Linked DNA regions of Homo sapiens: region 1 is linked to region 2. A link is a loop called in an ENCODE intact Hi-C map of the cell type or tissue named here. Cell type or tissue: HepG2. All regions are shown on one strand. Each heading gives the region's core, and the rest is flanking DNA. Links, peaks and the distances in the headings are about the cores only. Region 1 overlaps CHLSN (cholesin). Region 2 has its middle 16 kb from the start of ZFAND2A-DT.

Evidence for each region. Hi-C counts contacts between places; a loop is a spot of excess contacts. Peaks named below come from ENCODE experiments on the same cell type or tissue, not always from the same donor. Only the 100,000 strongest peaks of a DNase experiment are listed, where the experiment ranks them.
Region 1: a loop joins it to region 2, with 8 times the contacts of the local background. A loop is called at or near these places in 3 of 110 quality-filtered maps.

The regions. Positions count from the first base shown.
Region 1 is chr7:1,100,048-1,104,425 of GRCh38, forward strand. The region is part of intron 2 of CHLSN (cholesin); the gene reads right to left. Among named protein-coding and RNA genes, the nearest start is that of GPER1, 14 kb to the left of the region's middle. RefSeq lists an enhancer at 462-962. In HepG2, for the core only: no CTCF peak of the experiment used is centred there; DNase peaks (open chromatin) are centred at 2,154 and 3,454.
Region 2 is chr7:1,173,861-1,178,238 of GRCh38, forward strand. No RefSeq gene overlaps it. Among named protein-coding and RNA genes, the nearest start is that of ZFAND2A-DT, 16 kb to the left of the region's middle. RefSeq lists a silencer at 3,304-3,353. In HepG2, for the core only: CTCF peaks have their summits at 2,445 (motif pointing left) and 3,345; DNase peaks (open chromatin) are centred at 2,451 and 3,351; H3K4me3 peaks cover 364 bases.

The DNA of each region.
Region 1 (4,378 bases), core at 313-4,312, 74 kb before region 2:
TTCTGTGCACCGCAAGCCAAATGGGAGGGAGAGCCTGTGTTCTGGGTTACATGAAGGTTGCCAGGTGGAGGGTGCTGAGTGGAAATGCTATACATGCCACTTGCCTTTTTCAAGCAGGTGCGTTCTCCTGTCCAGCCGGCCACCACTGCACCCTGCCCCGTATGAGCCCTCAGTGGAGCCCCATGTCTCGTTTGCTGGCACTAGGCCTCTTCTCAGGCCTCCTGAAGCTGCTGCCAGCCCACAGGAGCCGACAGAGGCTGGGTGCCGTGTTCAGGCCACTCTCGCTCTTCAGGTCCGGCTGGTGAGCAATTCTCTGGGAGAGAGTGGACACCAGAGGCAGGCAAAGCCACACCTGTGGGTGCAGGCCACACGCAGGCTGCACAGACCCGGGACAGGTCTGAGCTCTGAGGCGTGCGGCCCATCTCCGCGGCAGGAGCTTCTGTCTGAGCCTGGGGAGGAAAAGCCTCCACCTCACCAAGCGGCGTCAGCTGGGGAGCCTGGGCCGTGCGCCCTCAAGAAGCCATGGCTGGAGGCCTTTGCTCCAGACATGACCAGCCCCTGCCTTCCTGGCTCTCTGGCAGGTGGTGAGTCAGCTGACCCAGCTCTAGCGGAAACAAAGTGGGGGCTGGGGGAGGGGCCGTCTGTGAAATGTCCCCAGCCGGAGCCCCTCACTGTCCCCTCTGCCTCCCTGCCTCCCGGCCTCCACAGGGGCTTCTTGTGGTTAAAAAAAAAAACAAAACAAAACCCTTTCTGAGCACTTTACCCATCTCGCCCACAGGCAGAGACGACACCCCGAAAGGACAGCTGCGTCTACATCCATCAGCAAGTCTCCCGGGAACGGCTGAGGGGCAGAGATGGGAGAGGCCACAGACGCAGGCACAGAGCCCCGTGCACCCCTGCTCCTGGCCTAGGCGGGGTCTGCAAAGGCCCTTCCACCGCAGGCACAGCCCGTCAGGGAGGCTCACGCTCCACTCAGAAGGACACAGCCCGTTTCAGGGAACACAGGCCCAGGCGGCCCTGCCACAGGCTCCCAGTGTCATGGTGGCCCCTGAGGTGACACGTGCGCCACGAGGGCAGGCGTGTACGTGCGCACACTCCCGCAGACTCTGCTCTCGCACACACCCAGGCTGCGTTGCTGGGAAACGTCAGCTGCTGCGGTTGGTCTGTCTGATTTCTGCCATTGTCTGGTGGGTGGAGGATGGAGCCTGGGAACAAGGGTTAAAAAGCCAAAGGCACGCAGAACAAACGCCCTGGACGCTGGTGTGCTGCTGAGCCCAGGTACTGGGGTGGACTCCACCTGAAACCTACTGCCAGAAGTCAGCTGCTGGGAGTCCCCAGAGGGGCCCAGCTACTCTCAGAGCAGGCGCGTGCGGCGTCGGACCAGGGGCTGGCTCTGTAGAATGTGAGCATCTGCCAACTGAGCCTCTGAACATGACACAGTGAGCGGCTCCTTACACAGAGCCCCTTCCTTCCTGCTCCCGCCCCTTCCCCGGCTATTCCTGAACAACTTCTAGAGCTCTGCACCTTCAGCCTCCTGTCTGATTCTCGCCGGGATCAGCCTCCGCGCAGCCGCCCAGGTTCCTTGCAGGGTGGACCGTCCCGTGTCCCAGCACCGGGCCCTGCCCACGGCGTGCCTCCTGAGAGGGCCCACTCAGCACGGCCACGGCAGCCTGAACTCCCAGCCTTGGTATCCACGCAGCCCGCAGCTCTCTGCAATGAGGGGCCGGCCGCAGGCCCAGGGAGATGTCAGCTGCCCCAGGCAATCACAAGCAAGGAGGTGCGCGTCGCGGACACAGCACGAAGCCCTGCTCGGCCTCCAGAAAACGAGGCTCGCTCCTGAGTCTTGGCTCGCTGGGCCACCGTCACCCTGCTCTCTGGTTCAAGAGGCAGCGGCCAGGCCAGCCGAGCCAGGAACAAGCTGCAGTGCCTTGGCAGCGTGTGAAATGCAGAAGGTCTTGCCCATAGAAGTCATCACAGCAGAGCGCTCTCCCCACAGGGGCTGGGCAGCATGTCCGCTGACCACAGACCTGGCTTTGGGGCACGTGCACCACCCACGTTAACCATCCAGAGCTACAGGCAACAGCCCAGTGCCAAGTGCAGCCAGCCAGAAAAGAAAAACACACAAAAAAACGGCAAAACACAAACTCCGTCCAAAGTCCACCCACGAGCAAAGCCAACCGCATTATTCAGAGCTGCGTGCCCAGCACACGGCTCTAGAGAGAAGCGAGGAGCTGGGCCCAGCGGCAGTGGCAGTTCCCTTCTCCACCGCGCAGTCCCACTAAAGCTGCGGGCAGCTCTTGATTTGTGTATCTTACAAGAAGAAGAGGAGGGGGAGAAGAAGGGAAAAGTCGGCGTCTGCAGCCACACTCAAGTTCTTCCGCTCATCCACGACTGTGAAGCTCACAGCTCCGGCCACGCTGGCGTTCAACACCAGGTCACTGTCACTTCCACAGGGGACGGTCTTGCTTCTTTGGTAAAACCAAAGGAGTGTTTCAAACCATGCCCACCTTCCATTCACCTGTTTTTAAAATTTTTTTTTTTTTCAGAGCAGGAGCGGACGTTTATTAAAAAGCTTTAAGAGAGAAAGGAAGGTGCACTCGGAAGAGAACCCAGCGGGCGACCTGGAGAACAGGTGACCCACTGAACTGTGATCCTGCGCCCCTTTCCGTGAGGGTGGGCCGCCCGCAGGCACGGTGCCCGCCTCACCCTTGGGAAGTGAGCACGTGTGCTGGGATTGGGAAGTTGCACACGGGCAAGAAAGCAAGCACGGCGTCAGCAACATCAGACACAGAATCAGGGGCTTCAGTAAGAAAAAGGACAGCAGCTCTTCCTTGCAGGAAAATAGAGTCTGGAGGAAAAATGCCCCGTCCCCTGCAGCAGCTTGAACAGAAACACTGTACAGGGAGGTGGGCACACCAGGGAGCGGGAAGAGAGAGACACTCTGTTGCCGTCTAGACCCCGACCCCTTACCCGTGACACGGAGCCCACCACATGTCTGAGAGCAGACCTCTGCAGCGTGCGGGCCGGGGTCTGGATGGGGTCTCCCGGGCCCTCCTCCCTGGCAGCCCCGTCCGGGAGGCGCGGGTGCAGCCAGTTCACACATAAACGGTGTGGAACATCGCAGGCCACAGGGAAAGGCGTTTACGTGGCTATCCAAACTAAACCTCCTCCCACGCCCGACCCTGTGGTAAAAGACAAGTGTGCATGCTGGGCAAGGACGAAAGCTTCATCCCCTGGGCTGAGATTGTCGGGTGAAAGCGTCAAAGTGGAAGTGGCTACTGGAGAAAAACCCTCGCGCAGGGAGGCACAGTCATTCGGCTTCTTTAAGGAAAACCCCAGCTATCAGGCGCTATGCACACAACAGTCGTTAGAATGACCTTACACCCCACAAAACACACAGTCCTCTTGGAGGTGTATCTGCAGCTGAGGAGGCTGTCACCACACGAATTAGCCCTTATTTGTATTTCCATTTCCCAAGTTCAACTGTATCAGGAGACATTGGCTGATGAAACTGTTGACAAAGCCAGACTTCCTGCTACAAAGCCTGACTTCAGAAATTCAGACCACGCTTTCATTATGATCAAATTTAAACCCAACTTCAGAAATTCAGACCACGCTTTCATTATGATCGAGTTTAAACAAAACCAACAGCGACGTCCCCACCCTGCACAGGAGAGGGCTGTGCTCCGTCTCCCGTGTACTCTCATGGCATCTCCCCAGCCCCTGAGACGGGTCTGCGGTTGTCCCCACTTCACGGTGAGACACAAGTGTGCAGAGGGTGCCCAACCCGGAACTAGCTTGGGGGTGGGCTCCCAAGGACCAGGCAGCGTGGAGAGCACCCGGTGGGGCAGGGGAGAGCTGGAAGGATGGAAGGAACCCTGGCCTGAACGGCCCACAGCAGCGCTGGCCCCTGCCCAGGGAGTAAGTTCCCACCAAACTCCAAGCTCTGTGCTTTGGGATCTCGGTGCCACCTAAGCACCAGCCCCGTGCTAGCACCCACCAGGCTCTGCCATGGCACCCACAGGTTTCGCCCCATCTGGTTACCATCTCACACTGCCAGGCGGGACCAAAGTACCTGGGTTGAGGTGGCAGCTATGCTGAGTCCTGAACCGTGGGCAGGGCTCTGTCAGGCCACAAAGGCTCTGGAGAAGGCCAACCTCCACTGTCAGCACCGAGGCAAGGGCCTCAACACTGGATTTATTTACCAGCCTTTAAAAGCATCATCCGCCATGCATGCAGTGGCCCGGGAGGCTGAGGCGGGAGGGTTGCTGGGCCCAGGACTTCGAGGCTGCAGTGAGCTATGATCATGCCTGTGAATAGTGACTGCACTCCAGCCTGGGAAACAGCGAGACCCATCTCTAATGCATTCACGTCATCT
Region 2 (4,378 bases), core at 118-4,117:
AGCCACCTCACCCGGTAAACCCCGTCTCTTCTCTAAGGACACATAGGCCCCAGTGTGCCTCCTGCTTCCCCTCCTCCTGCCACATCAGTAGCCATCCACTCTGCACGTCTCGGCGCCTCCCAGAAGCTTGCTCAGAGCACATTAGAAACGCCCGTGATGGAAATCCATTCCTGTTAGGTTTAAGCAGGAAAGAGGATGGCAGGTGCCAGGGTGGCTAAGTGGGCACATAAAGAACCCAGCGACACAGACTCGCAAACGTGACCAGACCCTAGAACCAGGGGAAGAGTGTGCCGTGAAGACAGGCACAAACAAGGCAAATGAGTAATTATGTGGCTGCAGCTTCCGCAGCAGAGCTCGATAAGCAGCGCTAAGCTTCCCCAGCCCCATCCATCCAGGGCCAGGAACCCGGGGGGGAGATGGGCCCGATGTGCCACATCCACACAAGCATTAAAATTGAGTCCCACAGGCACAGGACCCCATCCCTTCCCATTTTCCCTGACAGTCTCTTTCAGGGTAAAGGTATAGAACACAGTTAAGGTTTCTTACCTCCTTCCCCGCAATAATAATTGGCAGTTACTCAGCTCTCTGGGGTGTCGTAAGTAAGGGGCGCACGGGGAGACCAGGCTGCTATCATTAGGAAGTACTGATTTTAGCTGGACTGGACGCGTGTCAGCCAGGAGATGCAGTGAATAGAGTGAGGTGAGAGCACCCCCACTCCACACACCAATTTATTTTTTTTAATTTAAATTAATTTTTTTTTTTGAAACAGTCTTGCTCTGTCACCCAGGCTGAAGGGCAGTGGCACAATCTCGGCTCACTGTAACCTCCGCCTCCTGGGTTCAAGTGATTCTCCTGCCTCAGCCTCCTGAGTAGCTGGGATTACAGGCACATGTCACCACACCTGGCTAATTTTTGTATTTTTAGTAGAGACGGAGTCTCACCACGTTGGCCAGGCTGGTCTCGAACTCCTGACCTCAGGTGACCCACCTGCCTTGGCCTCCCAAAGTGCTGAGATTACAGGCGTGAGCGGCCGCGTCTGGGCCTTGTCCCTGTTTCAGCTAGTCCTCAATTAGGTCTAATGTCCAAGCCCCGCCTCTGGAGTCAAGTCCCCGCTCCCACCTCACTTCCAGGCCCCTGACAAAAGAGCCACGCCACCCGCCACCGCCCGTGGGCTGTGTGTGTTCTTACCGTGGGCCACTGTTCTTCCTACACAGAGGAGTGGACGGCCAGATGCGTGGCCTGAGGCTCTGGCCCGGAGATTTCTGTCCACAGTGTCTTTCAGGGCCACCTCTGAGTGGGCCTGTAACGTGGCAACAATCCACTTTCAGTGGGTGCTCAGTACTGAGCCAACCCACTTGCGAACCAAGGGCGGCTCTGTTCTTCCTCCGTCTGCTGGTCACCAAGTTCCCCTCCCATGACCGCAGGTGGGAACGGGCAGAAGGTACTGGCGTGGCAGTGGAGGGTGGTGTCCCCCCCGCACTCGGACCTGCTTGGGCCTGTCCCATGGACCCTTCCACTCGGAGCCCTGCGGCTGGGCTGCCTGGCCTGTGACTTGTTGGATCTGACGGGGTCCAGCTCAGAAGGGAAGCTCTTGCCACATAGTTGCTTCATGCCCCCTGGCCAGATAGTGCCCTGTTCCGTCTCCGCCAGGGCCAGACGGTTCCCTGCTGCAGGGGACATGGGGCAGGGGACACCTGGCCTTGCTGTGGAGCCTTGGGAATACAGTGTGTTCTCTGGTCGGGCTGTCATGAATTCCACACACGTCTTTTCCCACCCCAGCTACCCCTAGTGCCATGAGGGTCAGCAGGTGTGAGCCACCATGCCCAGCTAATTTCTGTCATTGTTTTTGTAGAGATGGGGTTTCGCCATGTTGGTCAGGCTGGTCTTGAACTCCTGTGTTCAAGCGATCCACCCGCCTTGGCCTCCCAAAGCACTGGGATTCCAGGTGTGAGCCACCACGCCCGGCCGGGACAAAATTTTAAACGCATGCTTTTGTCCTTCCGTGTGAACAGGAACTGCTTCTGATCTCCGTACTGACAGGGATGGGAAAAGGCCCTTTCCAGCTCAGCGGCCAACGTCGCATCCCTGAGGCCGTGTGCCTGCTCCGGGGAAGACGCCGTGCCTGTAGCCGTTTCGGGCTTTGACTTGGTGAGGTCTGCACCATCCTCGGTCGTATTTCATGACTGGTCTTGCTTTTTTGCAGGGGCCAGAATAATTATTTAAACGGGCATGGGATGGGGACCTCTGGATCTTTACAGCTGGCTCAAAGCCCTGCCCGTCTCCCAGGAACACATCATTGCTTTGATTTCTTATCTTGCAAGGGGAGCCGGGGCAGCAGGGGCTGCAGTTTCAGAGGCTTCTGCGTGGCCGTGTCCGCCAGGACAGCTTCCGGGACACCGAGAAACCCATGTGGGCGTTTTCCAGGTACCACGCGCGCCCTCCAGTGGTGGTTGCGGGAATGACGGCTGGTCGGGACCAGAAGACCCACTGGGCACCATGAGCGTTTCCTCCCTAAGCATTAACGGCAGCGTAGACCCCCGTCCAGCCGTCCCTGAAGTGTCCGGCATCTCCTTCGAGGGAGGCTGTAGGGTCCTCTCGTGCAAGGCCCAGGCGCATCGTGACAGCTTGCACGCGCTGTGGTTCGGGGAGGTCTTCCTGCAGGCACTGAGTCACAGGTCAAAGGCTGGCTCAGGTCAGGAAGCCAAGCAAAGCACCGAGACGTTGCCTTGCAGTGGCTTCCCGCCGCCCTCTGGTATCCATTGTTGACTTCTCTTGGTTCGATCTTTAAGTAATATTCTTGTTGGCTGTCTGTCTGTCCCCTAGGAATACCACGTTTTATGAACCATCTTCATAGCCGTCTGCAGCTCCCGCTTCCCCGTCACCACTCAGCCTGCTGCCCTCGCAAGGATTCCACCCACCTGGCTTCTGATGAGTCAGCACTACCACCTGACCCCAATTATTCTGGGGTCCCATGATTTTCATTGCTACTAGGGAAACCTTTCTAGAACCACGTCTTGTATCGTCTGCTCTGGCTTACAGAGGACAGACACTCCTGAGCCCCTTGACAGCACCGGTGCCCCCGGCCAGCCCATTCCTTGTTGATACCAGGTTGCATTCCCCTGGGCCCTCCTGTGCAACGTGGTTGGCTGGCGTTTTGGTTTTATTGTGTTTTCCCGCTGTATGTGGTATCTCCCTGTTAACTGCCCACTTCTCGGAGCCTTCTTTTTTTAAATTTTTTCTTATGGTAGAGACAGGATCTTGCTCTGTTGCCCAGGCTGGAGTGCAGTGGCATCATTACAGCTCGTCACACCGAGGAACCCATGTGGGCGTTTTCCAGTTACCACGCGCGCCCTCCAGCGGTGTTTGCGGGAATGACGGCTGGTCGGGACCAGAAGACCTACCGGGCACGAGGAAGCTTTCCTCCCTGAGCATCAACCGCAGCCTAGACGCCCGTCCAGCCGTCCCTGAAGTGTCCAGCATCCCTTTCCAGCTTTATGTGGTATCTCCCTGTTAGATGCCCACTTCCTGGAGCCTTCTTTTTTAAAATTTTAAATTTTAGAGACAGGATCTTGCTCTGTTGCCCAGGCTGGAATGCAGTGGTATCATCACAGCTCACTGCAGCCTCGAACTCCTGGCCTTAAACGACCCTCCTGCTTCTGCTTCCTGAGTAGCTGGGATTACAGGTGCACCCCACCGTGCCCAGCCAATTTTGTTTTTTAGTTTTTGTAGAGATGGGGTCTTGCTATGTTGCCCAGGCTGGTCTTGAACTCCTGGGCTCAAATGATCCTCCTGCCTCAGCCTCCCAAAGTGCTGGGATTACAGGTGTGAGCCACTGCACCCAGCCAGATCATTTCTTTTCTTTTTCTTTTCTTTTCTTTTTTTTTTTTTTTTTGAGACGGAGTCTCACTGTTTCGAGGCCAGGCTGGAGTGGTGCAGTGGTGTGACCAGGGTGCAATCTGGGCTCACTGCAACCTCTGCCTCCCAGGTTCAAACAACTCTCCTGCCTCAGTCTCCCAAGTAGCTGAGATTACAGGTGCCCACTACCACGCCGCTAATTTTTTGTATTTTTAGTAGAGATGGGGTTTCACCATATTGGCCAGACTGGTCTCGAACTCCCAACCTCATGTGATCCACCTGCCTTGGTCTAACAAAGTGCTGGGGTTACAGGTGTGAGCCACTGCACCCGGCCTCATTTCTTTTTATTGTCAGATAATATTTCCCCAGACGGATGGGCCACACTTTGCTTATCCATTCAACATTTCCCTCTTGAAGGTCACCTTGGTTGCTTCCAAATTTGAACAATGGTGAATAAAACTGCTACAAACATTCACATGCAGGTTTTTGTGTGAATATATGTTTTCAACTCATTTGGGTAGAT